3 separate regions of the Homo sapiens genome follow, and all the other regions are linked to region 3. A link is an interaction called in ENCODE POLR2A ChIA-PET data of the cell type or tissue named here. Cell type or tissue: OCI-LY7. All regions are shown on one strand.

What was found. Peaks named below come from ENCODE experiments on the same cell type or tissue, not always from the same donor. Only the 100,000 strongest peaks of a DNase experiment are listed, where the experiment ranks them.
Region 1: POLR2A ChIA-PET joins it to region 3 with 6 read pairs; 13 of 35 experiments call an interaction of 5 or more read pairs at or near these places.
Region 2: POLR2A ChIA-PET joins it to region 3 with 5 read pairs; 3 of 35 experiments call an interaction of 5 or more read pairs at or near these places.

What each region holds. Positions count from the first base shown.
Region 1 is chr10:5,894,030-5,898,029 of GRCh38, forward strand. All of the region lies in intron 1 of FBH1 (F-box DNA helicase 1), which reads left to right. Among named protein-coding and RNA genes, the nearest start is that of FBH1, 5.8 kb to the left of the region's middle. In OCI-LY7, no CTCF peak of the experiment used is centred here; a DNase peak (open chromatin) is centred at 1,942; H3K4me3 peaks cover 523 bases; H3K27ac peaks cover 1,484 bases.
Region 2 is chr10:5,732,947-5,736,946 of GRCh38, forward strand. It overlaps TASOR2 (transcription activation suppressor family member 2), which reads left to right. Exons shown (of 22, transcript NM_001321783.2): 13 at 2,358-2,600. Among named protein-coding and RNA genes, the nearest start is that of TASOR2, 50 kb to the left of the region's middle. In OCI-LY7, no CTCF peak of the experiment used is centred here; no DNase peak of the experiment used is centred here; H3K27ac peaks cover 356 bases.
Region 3 is chr10:5,838,124-5,842,123 of GRCh38, forward strand. No RefSeq gene overlaps it. Among named protein-coding and RNA genes, the nearest start is that of TRV-TAC3-1, 14 kb to the right of the region's middle. RefSeq lists enhancers at 1,901-2,200, 2,411-2,590, 2,871-2,920. In OCI-LY7, no CTCF peak of the experiment used is centred here; DNase peaks (open chromatin) are centred at 2,328 and 3,008; H3K4me3 peaks cover 2,133 bases; H3K27ac peaks cover 2,584 bases.

The sequences.
Region 1 (4,000 bases), 56 kb after region 3:
TGCTGTCTCCAAGGGAGTCACAGGTGTCTCAGATGTGAGAGGATCCCGGGGAGATTGAGCTTACTGCCTGGGAACTTTTGGATTTCTGGAGAAGCAGGCTGTGGTAGCCTGGCTCTGCGTCAGTGAATACCTGGGAAAGGAGCTGGAGCTCTATTTTGCTTGCTTTCTGCATTCGTTTCTTTTAGAGCTAATGGGGACACAATATTTTGAAGTTTTTCCATTTCGGGTCTACAGCATTTAGTGGTATTTTCCTTATAGTTATGTTTTCCAAATACTTCTCAATTTCTTTGGTTCTGACATTTCACAATGATTTTAAAAAAATGTAATATGGAAATTAAACTTGAGGTTTTCAGAAGCTGCTTTCAAGGTGTCTAGATACAGAGTGAAGAATGTCACAGTAGGAAGTGCACTGGACTAGGGGAGTCAGGAGACCCGGGTTCTTGTGTTGGCACCATCACTCATGAGCTACGAGGTGACTTCAGGCAAGTCCTCTCTGAGCCCCAGCTTAATCATGGCACAATTGTAGGATTGCTTTGAGGGTCAGACGAGAATATAGGAAAGAACTGCAAAAGCTGTAAAGCACTTAGGAGCTCTGGGAGAGTTGAGAGCTTCAAAGCCAAGGAAGACAGCCCACACTTCAGAAGAAGTGCTGCAGCTGCACATTTGTTCGTTTAATCAGGAATTGTTTATGAAGCAATGTGTGTTACATGCTGGGTGTGAGTACCTCTCTACTCCTTCCCACTAGAGCAGAGAGCTTTTAGTCTGGGATGGAAGACGTATTAAATACAGACTTATACAAATAATTGTTATTAATATAATATGTAATACAGTGCAATTAAAAACAATAATTCATATAAGACACATGTTAAATGCACACTTACACAAAGAATTGTTACAAGTATCTCGGGTGTACAGGGCGGTTTTATTCCTGCGAAGTGCTTCCTGGCTTGAGTGAATACTTTTATGGTGCTGGAGTTGAGAGATAACACAGTTAACTGTTGAAATTGGGCCATTCCCGTTTCACAGGCTGCCATTGGACCTGTCAAGTGCCTGAGTCATGTGATAATGGGCTACATTGCGCAGGGCCCCTGGGCCATCTCCACAGGAGATGCCAGAGGACGAGTGCCCACTTGCTGGTCTTCACAGAGCACGCTGAAAGTAAGAGGCATGTGGGAAACTGACCAGGGCGGTTAGCTGACTCCAAAATTGTCCAGATTAGCAAAACTGCCCTCTGTGGATCTTTGTTAAAGTTGGGTATGGTATTGTAGCAGTTTCTCCAGTCAGGTACCTTGTACTAGCGAGTCAACTTGATTTTTTTTTGAAAAAGCAATTATTTAATAATAATATTTACTTCCAGGAATTCTAGGTACTTATTGTCTTCATCTTGTCCATTTAGGTCTGTAACCTAAAAGTTTTAAAGGACTTTTTGGTATGAATTCTGATTAGTAAAGGTAGAGGAAGAAAGGAAATTATTTGGTATCCATTTCAAATGATCCTGAATGGTTAGGGTAAGCTTTGCTGCAGTGACAAATAGATCCAGACATGTAATGGCCTCACAATAGACGTTTATTTTTCAATCCCATAACAATCTAAGGAGGCTACAGGTCATGGTGGTGGTTGGAGTTTGTGTGTGTAGGTGTGGGGAGGGAGGGTTCTTTTTAAAGCAGTAGTCCGAGGATTGAGGCTGCTGGAGGCTCTTCTATTTTGAACACCCGGCTTCTAAGGATGTCCTGGGAATCAGCTTCCCAGTTAAGGGGAAGAGGAGAAGAGTGGAGGGCAGGTCTGGAAGAGGCGTGTGCTGCTGCTGTTCCCATTGCATTGGCTGGCACCCAGCGGTAAGGCGACATCCACCTGCACGCAGGACTGGGAAGTATAGCCCAGCTGTGTGCTCAGGGAGAAGAGCAACAACATTCTTTGCAGCAAAACCTGAAACACTCAGTTTCACTTTCTGTGACTTGTTTTGTAAGTTGTTTTCAATAAAGAAGATTAAAAAAAGAAGCCAGGCAAATGAAAGCATAGGGGAGGAGTGGCAGACACGCAGTTCTCACTCTGCGACTGCAGGAGTGTCTCTTGTTTCCCCCTTGTGCACTTTGAGGAATGAGGGGATAGACGTGGTCCCTTCCTTTTAGTTCCCCGTAGCAGAGTTCTTGTAAGGACTCGTTCAGGGGAGACTGATAAGGGTCTCATCTCCATCGGGGGACCTCACCAGGGCATGGAGTGGGTCAGAGTGGGCTGGGAGGGGATAGACTGTCATCAAGGTGAAGAGATTTGAGGGGTGGTGGAGGGCTAAACTCCAGATCTGACCACTTCAAAGTCAGCAAAGGCCAGGAATTGCTGGGGTAGGGCTAAAAGCTGAGGGTTAGCAAAGAGAGGTGGGTCCTGGAATGGGGACCCCTGGGGTGGAGGACAGAGAAGTCACACTGTTAGAAAGCCGTCACAGAAAAGGCAGTGTGGGAATGAGCTTACTTAAGCCTAGGGAATATTCATTTGACAAAATGGTTTGTGTACATTCTGGTTTTTCTACCCTGACACCTGAGGGCTCTAACACATTTCTGTTGGTTATTGTGGAAGAGAGTGTCCAAGGGTGGGAGCACAGATGCCGAATTTGGTGTGTAGGAGACCAATTTCAACAACTCTGGGGGCCTTGTAGAGTTTGCAAAGCCCCGTAAGTGATTCTAATCTCTCTGCACCCACAAGAACCCCTAGTTTAGACACAGCTTCCCTTTATCTGTGGTCATTCACCACAGATAATTTCATTCCCTAAAGAATCACAAGCAGCTTCTAACAGTAAATGCCCTTTACAGGAGGTGTAAAGTGCACTTGCTGTGTAGAGAGGGAGGCATACCATGAGCTTTGCGTGACTCAGGGAAGGAGGATTTTTATGGAAGAAGTAGCATTTGAGCATTCTTATTTTGATAAAGTTATTTTTGAACTGCTTTTTAAAAAGGTATATTAATAAGAATAGAAGGGTGATTAGAATTCTAGTGTAGTGTTTTGGTTTTATTTTTAACCATTTAGCAAGAACATTAATGCTATTAAAACTGATGTGCCTTAGGAGACCCTCAGATTGGTGTGGTAGTCACATATTTCTTCTGACGTTTCTGTTGCTAGGTGTTGACATAGATTTAGAGATAGGTGTTGTCACCCTCAATGTGGGTGGCTTGAGTACTTACATATATATTGTCTCATTCTCTGAATTCAGCATGGCAGGTTATTATAATCCTCGTTTTCATAAGCAAGGCTTTGGCGATGAATATACCTGCCAAGTGTGGGTCTTCTCCTGCACCCCACAGCCTCGGAGGGGCTTTAAGGGAACATTAAGTGTAAAGCGTGTAATTGCAGAGGAGGTGGACACAGGGCTCCTGCGGAGGAGGTGGACACAGGGCTCCTGGCTCCCAGTTCAGAGCATCACAGCACCTCTCTCTGAGACCAGAGATACAGGTTAGTTTTCCTGACCTCCAGCTGACGTTAGAAAAGTTATTTTTGATACATATATCCAATAAGTCCAAGGGGTGGGGAATCCAATAAAAGTGTTAATAAAAATCCAATAAAAGTACCAGCTCTCCCGCCAGCCAAACTATGGCTGGTAACGCCATTCCAGTTATATAGGTTACTTATCTTAGTGCACAGAGGCCAGATCACCAGTCTAAGCGCCCCTCCCCCGGTACCGAACCTCAGTTCCTCCCAGGGTGGCTTCATGCCAGAACATATTGGAATATACCGGGACTCCCTTGAAGCAGAACACAGTGTTCCAACACTCCCATTAGCACTTTCTGTTACTCCTGTGTCTTTGTTAGATTTCTGCAAACACTTAATCTTCGCAACAAGCATTTTGGATTCAGACGTATTTTCTGAGATAAATACATAAATAAAAATCTATCCTGTTCATATTACCTTTTCCAAAGCAGTTCCCTTTGGGACTGAACATTTTTGATGTTCTGTCATCAGTCTGTTGTGAGCTACCAGGGAGGTCTCCCTGTGGGAGCAGTTCTGTAGTATA
Region 2 (4,000 bases), 110 kb before region 3:
AAAGCAGTGCACCAGACTATACAACTATCTGTAAAACAGATTCCAGGCCAACCATACTGTTCTGCATGAACCAATTTAAGGTATTGAATCAGTTATCTATAACTCAACATAAATTGTCACTGTTTCTCAGATGTTTTTAATTATATCCACTGTAAGAAATATGTTTGATATTATATTCCGGTACCTACAAGTTCATACATGACTGGAACAAAAATTTCAAAAAAAAATTATGTGTAATACAGTCTGATACCTTCTATTCTGTTTCATTTAAGAGTTCTGGGCTGGGTGTGGTGGCTCATGCCTATAATCCTAACACTTTGGGAGGCTGAGGCGGGTGGATCACTTGAGGCCAGGAGTTCGAGACCTGCCTGGCCAACATGGTGAAACCCCGTCTCTACTAAAAACACAAAAAATAGCCAGGTATGGGGGCACTTGCCTGTAATCCCAGCAACTTGGGAGGCTGAGACACGAGAATCTCTTGAACCTGGGAGGGAGAGGTTGCAGTGAGCTGCACTGCACTCCAGCCTGGGTGACAGAGCAAGACTGCATCTCAAAAAAAAAGAAAGAATTCTAGTTGTGACACATTGAATTTATTTTACAACCCACCAGTGGATTAATTGCATTCAGTTTGAGAAGCATGGTATTGAATGTTACATGTAAACAAAACAATCTATGCAGGATCACTTTGTTTCATTTTTCTTTTTTCTCCCAACACCTGGGAGTACTTGGGAATATCTTCCTTTTCTGTTTGTACAAATATTAGAAAGTTTCCCCCTGGGTCTTGGTTGTCTAATCTTTTTCTTTTTAATTTAGTCTTAACTGTTTTCCTGATTTATTTTTATTTTGCTCTTCCCTATGCTGAAGATTTTAGAAAATGTAATTAGAGTGTAATAAGAAGTCTTATTGTTAAAAAAAAATACGCTGCTTTAGTACTTATTAATATAATAATTTGGTAGGGAGGAAGATAATCAGACTTGAAATGTACAGCATTAAGATATTCTGAAAACATTTTTAAAACTATTCATTTCGCTAACCCCCAAAAGAATGAAATGAAATGGGTCTCCTTTTTTCTCCTACATTTCACTAACACTGATCAGTTTCTTAAACTGTTTAATATCATTTTTAGTGTCCTTAGTGAGAAGTAGCGTCTTCTGTATAATGTAATTTAAAAATATTTGCCAACATTAAATGTGTGATTATTTCATATGATATCTTTGAGGCTTAATTTTAACTCTTAAAAGATTGAAACACTTTCTGTTGTGCATTATAAGCAGGTGTTTAGTATTTCCTTTTTCTTCCCATCCTTTAGCTCCACCTTTAGCTATTTTTATGCCATGTGAGAAGCAAAGCAGAGCGCTTCTAAGAGACACCATTGTGTAAGATAGTAGATTTGTTAGAAATAAAACCAGGTGCACACTTTCCTCAGGCTTCCCAGAGCGCTTCTAAGAGTCATCATTGTGTAAGATAGCAGATTTGTTAGAAATAAAACCAGGTGCACACTTTCCTCAGGCTTCCCATCTTTTAAAAGATTGTTTTTCAGATGGTATTAAAATTTAGATGTTTACAAGTAGTAACGTAAAATATATAATATGGCTCTCCAAATATATTGCTGTCTATACAACTCTTCTCTGCAGTGTGGTTATAGTTTTAACCACTTCACCTTATGGAAGCTGTGCTGCTGTTTGTTTAAACAGAAATATCTATATCCTGGGGCTGTGATCTAGCATATTCAGTCTTACCTGTCACATTAGTCAGGAAAGGTTATGAAGATTTTTTTTTTTTTTTTTTTTTTTTTTTTTTGAGACAGGGTCTCACTCTTGCCCAGCCTGGAGTACAGTGGTGTGGGCTCCAGTTATCCTCCCACCCCAGCCTCTCGAATAGCTGGGACTATGGGCACATGCCACCACTCCTTGCTAATTTGTTTATTTTTTTGTACAGTGTCTTGCCATGTTGCCCAGGTTGGTCTCCTACTCCTGGGCTCAAGCAGTCCGTCCGTCATGGCCCCCCAACATACTGGGATTACAAGTGTGAGCCACCACTCCCAGCCCAAAGTTTTGTTTGTTTGTTTGTTTTTCTTTTTTTTTCAGTTGTTACAAAGTTATTACTCTGATCTTTTTCTTCTTCATCTGATAGGGATATAGGCAGACACTTAGCAAGTTCATATTATATTTATGTGAGAATGTTTAACTTTTGATTTGTTAAAATCTTTTAATTAAATACCTGAAACTTCATAGTTTATTCCCCATTACTAAAGTTACTGTCCCCAAAATAAAAACAAAACAAAACAAAAAATGGAAAAGCTATGCTAAGTATCTGGGCCCCTACCCCTTACAAAAATGATGTCTTTTCTACATAAGGTGCGGAAGTGCTGACTGCACAGTTTGTACAGAAAACCAAATTGGATAGGAAAAACCAAGAAGCTCCTATTTCTAAAGATGTTCCAGTGCCAACAAATGCTAAAAGGGCAAGGAAACAAGAGAAATCTCCAGTCAAAACTGTTCCAAGGGCTAAGCCACCTGTGAAGAAATCTCCACAAAAACAGAGAGTAAATATAGTAAAAGGCAATGAGAACCCCAGAAACAGAAAGCAGCTACAACCTGGTAAGAAATACTCTTCCTATAAATTTAAACACCCCAATACAGATCTAACAGAGAGTGCAAGATAATTTATTGAAATAGTGTAAGAGCAGTTGCAATGTCCCAATAATTTTTTCTGTGTTTTTCAGTTCAGACATTAAAAAAACTAAGTAAACTGGTTTCCTAATGTAAATAAATTAGGAAGGTACAAAAGCTCAAACCTTCAAAAACATAGAGCCTACTTTTTACTTTGCAAAAAGCCTGAACATGAATTGTCTACAAGCATTAAAGTATAAATGGCCTTATTTATGACTAAATGCAGAAGCAAGTAGTATCTGGCATTATTTTTCTAGACCATTATCAATTATAAAAATAGAAGATTATAAGTTTATCTAAAGGGAATTATAAACAGACTGTCCAAAACTGTCAGTAATCCAGAATCCTGTATTTAGTTTTATTTATTTAGAGACAGGGTCTCACTTTACAATCACTGCAACCTTGACCTCCTGGGCTCAAGGGCTCCTCCCACCTCAGCCCCCTCAAATAGCTGGGACTACAAGCACGTACCACCATGCTCAGCTAATTTTTTTGTATTTTTTTACAGAGACCAGGTTTTGGCCAGGCGCGGTGTCTCACGCCTGTAATCCCAGCACTTTGTGAGGCCGAGGTGGGTGGATCTTGAGGTCAGGAGTTCCAGACCAGCCTGACCAACATGGAGAAACCCTGTCTCTACTAAAAATACAAAATTAGCCAGGCGTGGTGGCACATGCCTGTAATCCCAGCTACTCGGGAGGCTGAGGCAGGAGAATCGCTTGAACCTGGGGGGCAGAGGTTGTGGTGAGCCGAGATCGCGCCACTGCACTCCAGTCTGGGCGACAGAGCGAGACTCCGTCTCAGAAAAAAAAAAAAGAGAGAGAGACGGGGTTTCACCATGTTGCCTAGGCTGGTCTTGAACTCCTGAGCTCAAGTGATCCTGCCTGGCTCAGCCTCCCAAAGTGTTAGGATTACAGGCATGAGCTACCATGCCTGGCTGAGAATCCTGTATTTGGTTTTAAAAGGCATTAATTTTAAAAGTAGTTTTACTGATTTAACTTTGCTTAAGTAAAGAATCAAGTTTAGTCACATGAACTGCTCCAGTTTTGTATTTTCAACTGCTAGATATAACCTCTGTACTAGAAAGTTTTGTTGTCACCTTAGTGAGACAAATACCAGCTTTCCTCCTGGATCTACTTTCCTTAATTTTTTTTCCCTTTGGTATTGATTTTTTTGTGGTGTGTGTGTATTTTTTTTGTTTTGTTTAACGGAGAGACTTCATTCTCTCCTATCTTTCTATGAGTTTTCTGTCTGGTTTTCCTGATTCTACTTTCTCCCTCATCTATTACTAGATGTTACTATCTCACAGAGAGTGAGAATTCAGAGAAAGA
Region 3 (4,000 bases):
TCCAACTAAAAACTGCGCAAAGAACTTGAGTGGACATTTCTCAAAAAAGATATACCAATGGCCAACAAGCACATGAAAAGATGCTCAGGCTGGCTGCAGTGGCTCACACCTGTAATCCCAGCACTGAGAGGATGGGGTGGCAGATGGCTAGAGCCCAGGAGTTTGAGACCAGCCTGGGCAACATGATGAAACCCTGTTTCTACAAAAATTACAAAAAATTAGCCAGGCATGGTGGCATATGCCTGCAGTCCCAACTACTTGTGGGGCTGAGGTGAGAGGATCCCCAGAGCTCGGGAGGTCAAGGCTGCAGTGAACCGTGATCACACCGCTGCACTCCAGCTTGGGGGACAGAGCAAGACCCTGTCTCAAAACAAACAAACAAACAAACAAAATCATCCTATGATCCAGCATCCCACTCCTAAAGAATTAAAAGCAGGGACTCAAACAGATACTGTGCACCAATGTTCATAGCAACACTGTCAACAGAAACCAAAAGGAAAACAAGCCAAATGTGCATCCGCAGATGAGCGAAGAAACAAAGTGTGTCCATCCATACAATGAAATAGGATTCAGTTATAAAAGGGAATCGAGGCTGGGCGCGGTGGCTCACACCTGTAATCCCAGCACTTTGGGAGGCCGAGGTGGCCGGATCACGGGGTCAGAGATCAAGGCCATCCTGGCTAACAGAGTGAAACCCCGTCTCTATTAAAAATACAAAAAATTAGCCGGGCATGGTGGCGGGCGCCTGTAGTCCCAGCTACTCGGGAGGCTGAGGCAGAAGAATGGCGTGAACCCGGGAGGCGGAGCTTGCAGTGAGCCAAGATCGCGCCACTGCACTCTAGCCTGGGTGACAGAGCGAGACTCTGATAAAAAAAGAAAAAAAGGGAATCGAGCATTAAAGTATGCTACATCATGGATGAACCTTTGCAATATTAAAATAACAGAAGCCAGACACAAAAGGTCACATATTGTGTGATTCCATTGATATGAAATGTACGGGATAATTAAATCCATAGAGACAGAAAGCAACTTGGTGGATGTCACAGGGACCTTTGTTTGAATCCCAACTTTGCCATTTATTGGTGGTCTAACCTTGAGCAGGGCATTTAACCTCTCAAGATTCCAGTTTGTTCATCTGGAGAATGGGGATGACCGTCAAGCCCACCTCAGCAGGGCATCGTATGGGAACTCTGAGCTTGGACCCGCTCAGCAGTGTTTTTTTTTTTCTTTTTGAGACGGAGTCTCGCTTTGTCACCCAAGCTGGAGTGCAGTGGCACAATCTCGGCTCACTGCAACCTCTGCCTCCTGGGTTCAAGTGATTCTCCTGCCTCAGCCTCCTGAGTAGCTGGGATTAAAGGCGTGCACCACCACGCCTGGCTAATTTTTGTATTTTTAGTACCGACTGAGTTTCACCATGTTGGCCAGGCTGGTCTTGAACCCCTGACCCTCCTCGGCCTCCTAAAGTGTTGGGATTACAGGCGTGAGCCACGGCGCCCGGCCCCTGCTTAGCACTTCTGTCATAGGCTCCTGTAACACGTGCCATTTCCAGTTGTTTTGTATCTGGATGTCACGTTAGACTGGACCCCATGTTGGCAGGGACTGCAACCGCTGTGTTGACCACTGTGCTTCTGCCCTGAGCACAGTCCCTGGCACGTTGCCGTCACAGTCTGGGAGGGGAGAATGAAGAGTGACTGCACATGGGTGCGGGGTTGTATTTGGGGTGAGGAGAACACTTTGGAGCTAGATAGCGGTGGTGCCTGCAGAACAGTGAATGTTTTAAATGCCACTGAATTATTCCTTTTATTTATTTATTTATTTTAGTTTTTTTTTGAGACAGGGCCTCTCTCTGTCACCCAGGCTGGGAGTGCAGTGGGACAATCATAGCTCATTGCAGCCTCAACCCCCACCAGGCTTAAGCCATCCTCCCACCTCAGCCTCCGGAGTAGCTGGGAACACAGGTGCACACTACCATGCCCGGCTAATTTTGTTTTTCTTTTTTCGGGGACAGGGTCTCACTATGTTGTCCAGGCTGGTCTCGAACTCCTGGGCTCAAACGATCCTCCCACCTCGGTCTCCCAAAGTGCTGGGATTACAGGTGTGAGCCACTGCACCCGGCCCGAATTTTTCACTTTAAATGGTTCATTTTACGTTACTTGAATTTCACCTCGATAAAAAAACAACAAGGCATCTGAAGTTGTCCACAGGCTTCACACAGCACGTGGAAAGGCGGGCCGGGGTGACTCACCCCTCTGGGGGTCAGGAACGCCGTTCTGGATAACTCGCATCCCCCTGGGGATGTGAGTCTGAGCTGCCCCGGCGAGCGCAGCTGTGTGCAGGGCCCGCAGTTCCTGTTTCCGTCGAGCCTACAGCCCAGAGAAGCGTGTGCTTCTCCCCACGGAGGTGGGTCTCCGTTTCAGGGTCAGACCTGAAAGCATCGGTTGCGTTTGCTGGAGTTGTTGTCAGCATGTTTGCCGCTTTGATTTAGAGGCCGGGATAAAGGGCGATTATCAAAGGACTGCATGTTCCCGGCATGGCCACGATGGGCCCCGGCAGTGTCCCTGGAGGCAGCAAGCTCACTGGACAGGAACAGAGGTGCCATTGTGTGTGGCTAAAGCAGCTAGAAAGTCAGTGCTTCTCTGCTGCACTGTGAGGCGGGAAGAAGATGTATTTCCACCTCGCGGGGCACCTCGTGTCCTGTCTGGGGGGTCTGTGGGCACCAGTGTCCACCCAGGTCCTGCTGCAGAAAGTGGGGAGGCCAGTGGCTCTGGGGCCCTCATTTGGATTTTTTGAGAATTCGTGCCTCCACGCTTTGTCCAAAGCTCTCCTGAAAACCCCTTCGAAAGTCAGGCACAGCCTAGTGAAGGTGCTGTTCCCACGGTTCATGTCATGTGGCCCTGGAAGGTCTCACTCGCTGCAGGTGACCGGGGGGCAGGAGGACATACAGAAAGGCTTCAGCCCACGACTGCCCTGGTGACGCGGGTCATGTCCTCACCCTCACGCCCCCTCATTGCCCCTTTATTTCTGGCATTTCCTTCCTCGGTGGGAGGCCCCCTCTCTGGTGCTGCAAATAAACACCAGACCCCGCCCATCAATCACACCTCTTCAGTGACACAATGACACCCTTTCTGTGCATCAGTGCCCTGTGCTGTCAGAGTCTCGTGACACAGATTCAAACTATTTGGGGATTCTATTTTGGCCAAGCACTGGCCAGTTATTTAACAGGTATGGATTATTTTAACCTTTGTAATTACTGCATAAAGCAGGTGTTACTAAATCCATTGTACGAATAAGGGTACTGACTCAGGTTGGGATTGGCCAAGGCAAGAAGCTGATTAGTGGTGGGGCAGGATTCAAATGTCTGAGTTACTGTTTTTTATACTGTAAGTTCAAAAAACAACAATAACAAAACAAAAACCAAAACAAACAAATAAAAATAAATAAGTAAACTGTAAGTTTAATAAGCTGGCCCTATAAGTAAACCAGTTACTGGAGGCATTCTCCCTCCAGAGCGAAAACAAGAGATTTCTGTGGCAGCTGTCGTATATTTGTAGAGATGGGAGTGATTTGGATAGATTGTTTAACGGTAGGCGCGGGGTCTTCACACAGCCCCTAAATCACCAAATGTGACTGCCTGGTCTACATGCACCAGAAGCTGCTATTTGACAGCTTTACTTAGCGAATGGCTTAATCACGGCATTTCCCCCTCGAATTGATGTAAAGGTGACTCCAAGAGCACAAATTCATTGAAAGTGTTTCTGCCACCATCCCCTTCATGTATACATCAAAGAAAATCAAGAGTAGGATGCCCCTGAGGCCATGGCGTGAGCTGGAATGCTCTTCTCCAACTCATGGTGTTGTCTTCTATATTAGTCTGTTCTCTCATTGCTATGAAGAAATACCTGAGACTGCATAATTTATAGAAAACAAGGTTCAATTGGCTCACGGTTCTGCAGGCTGTACAGGTCGCATAGCACCGGCAACAGCTTCTGGGGAGGCTTCC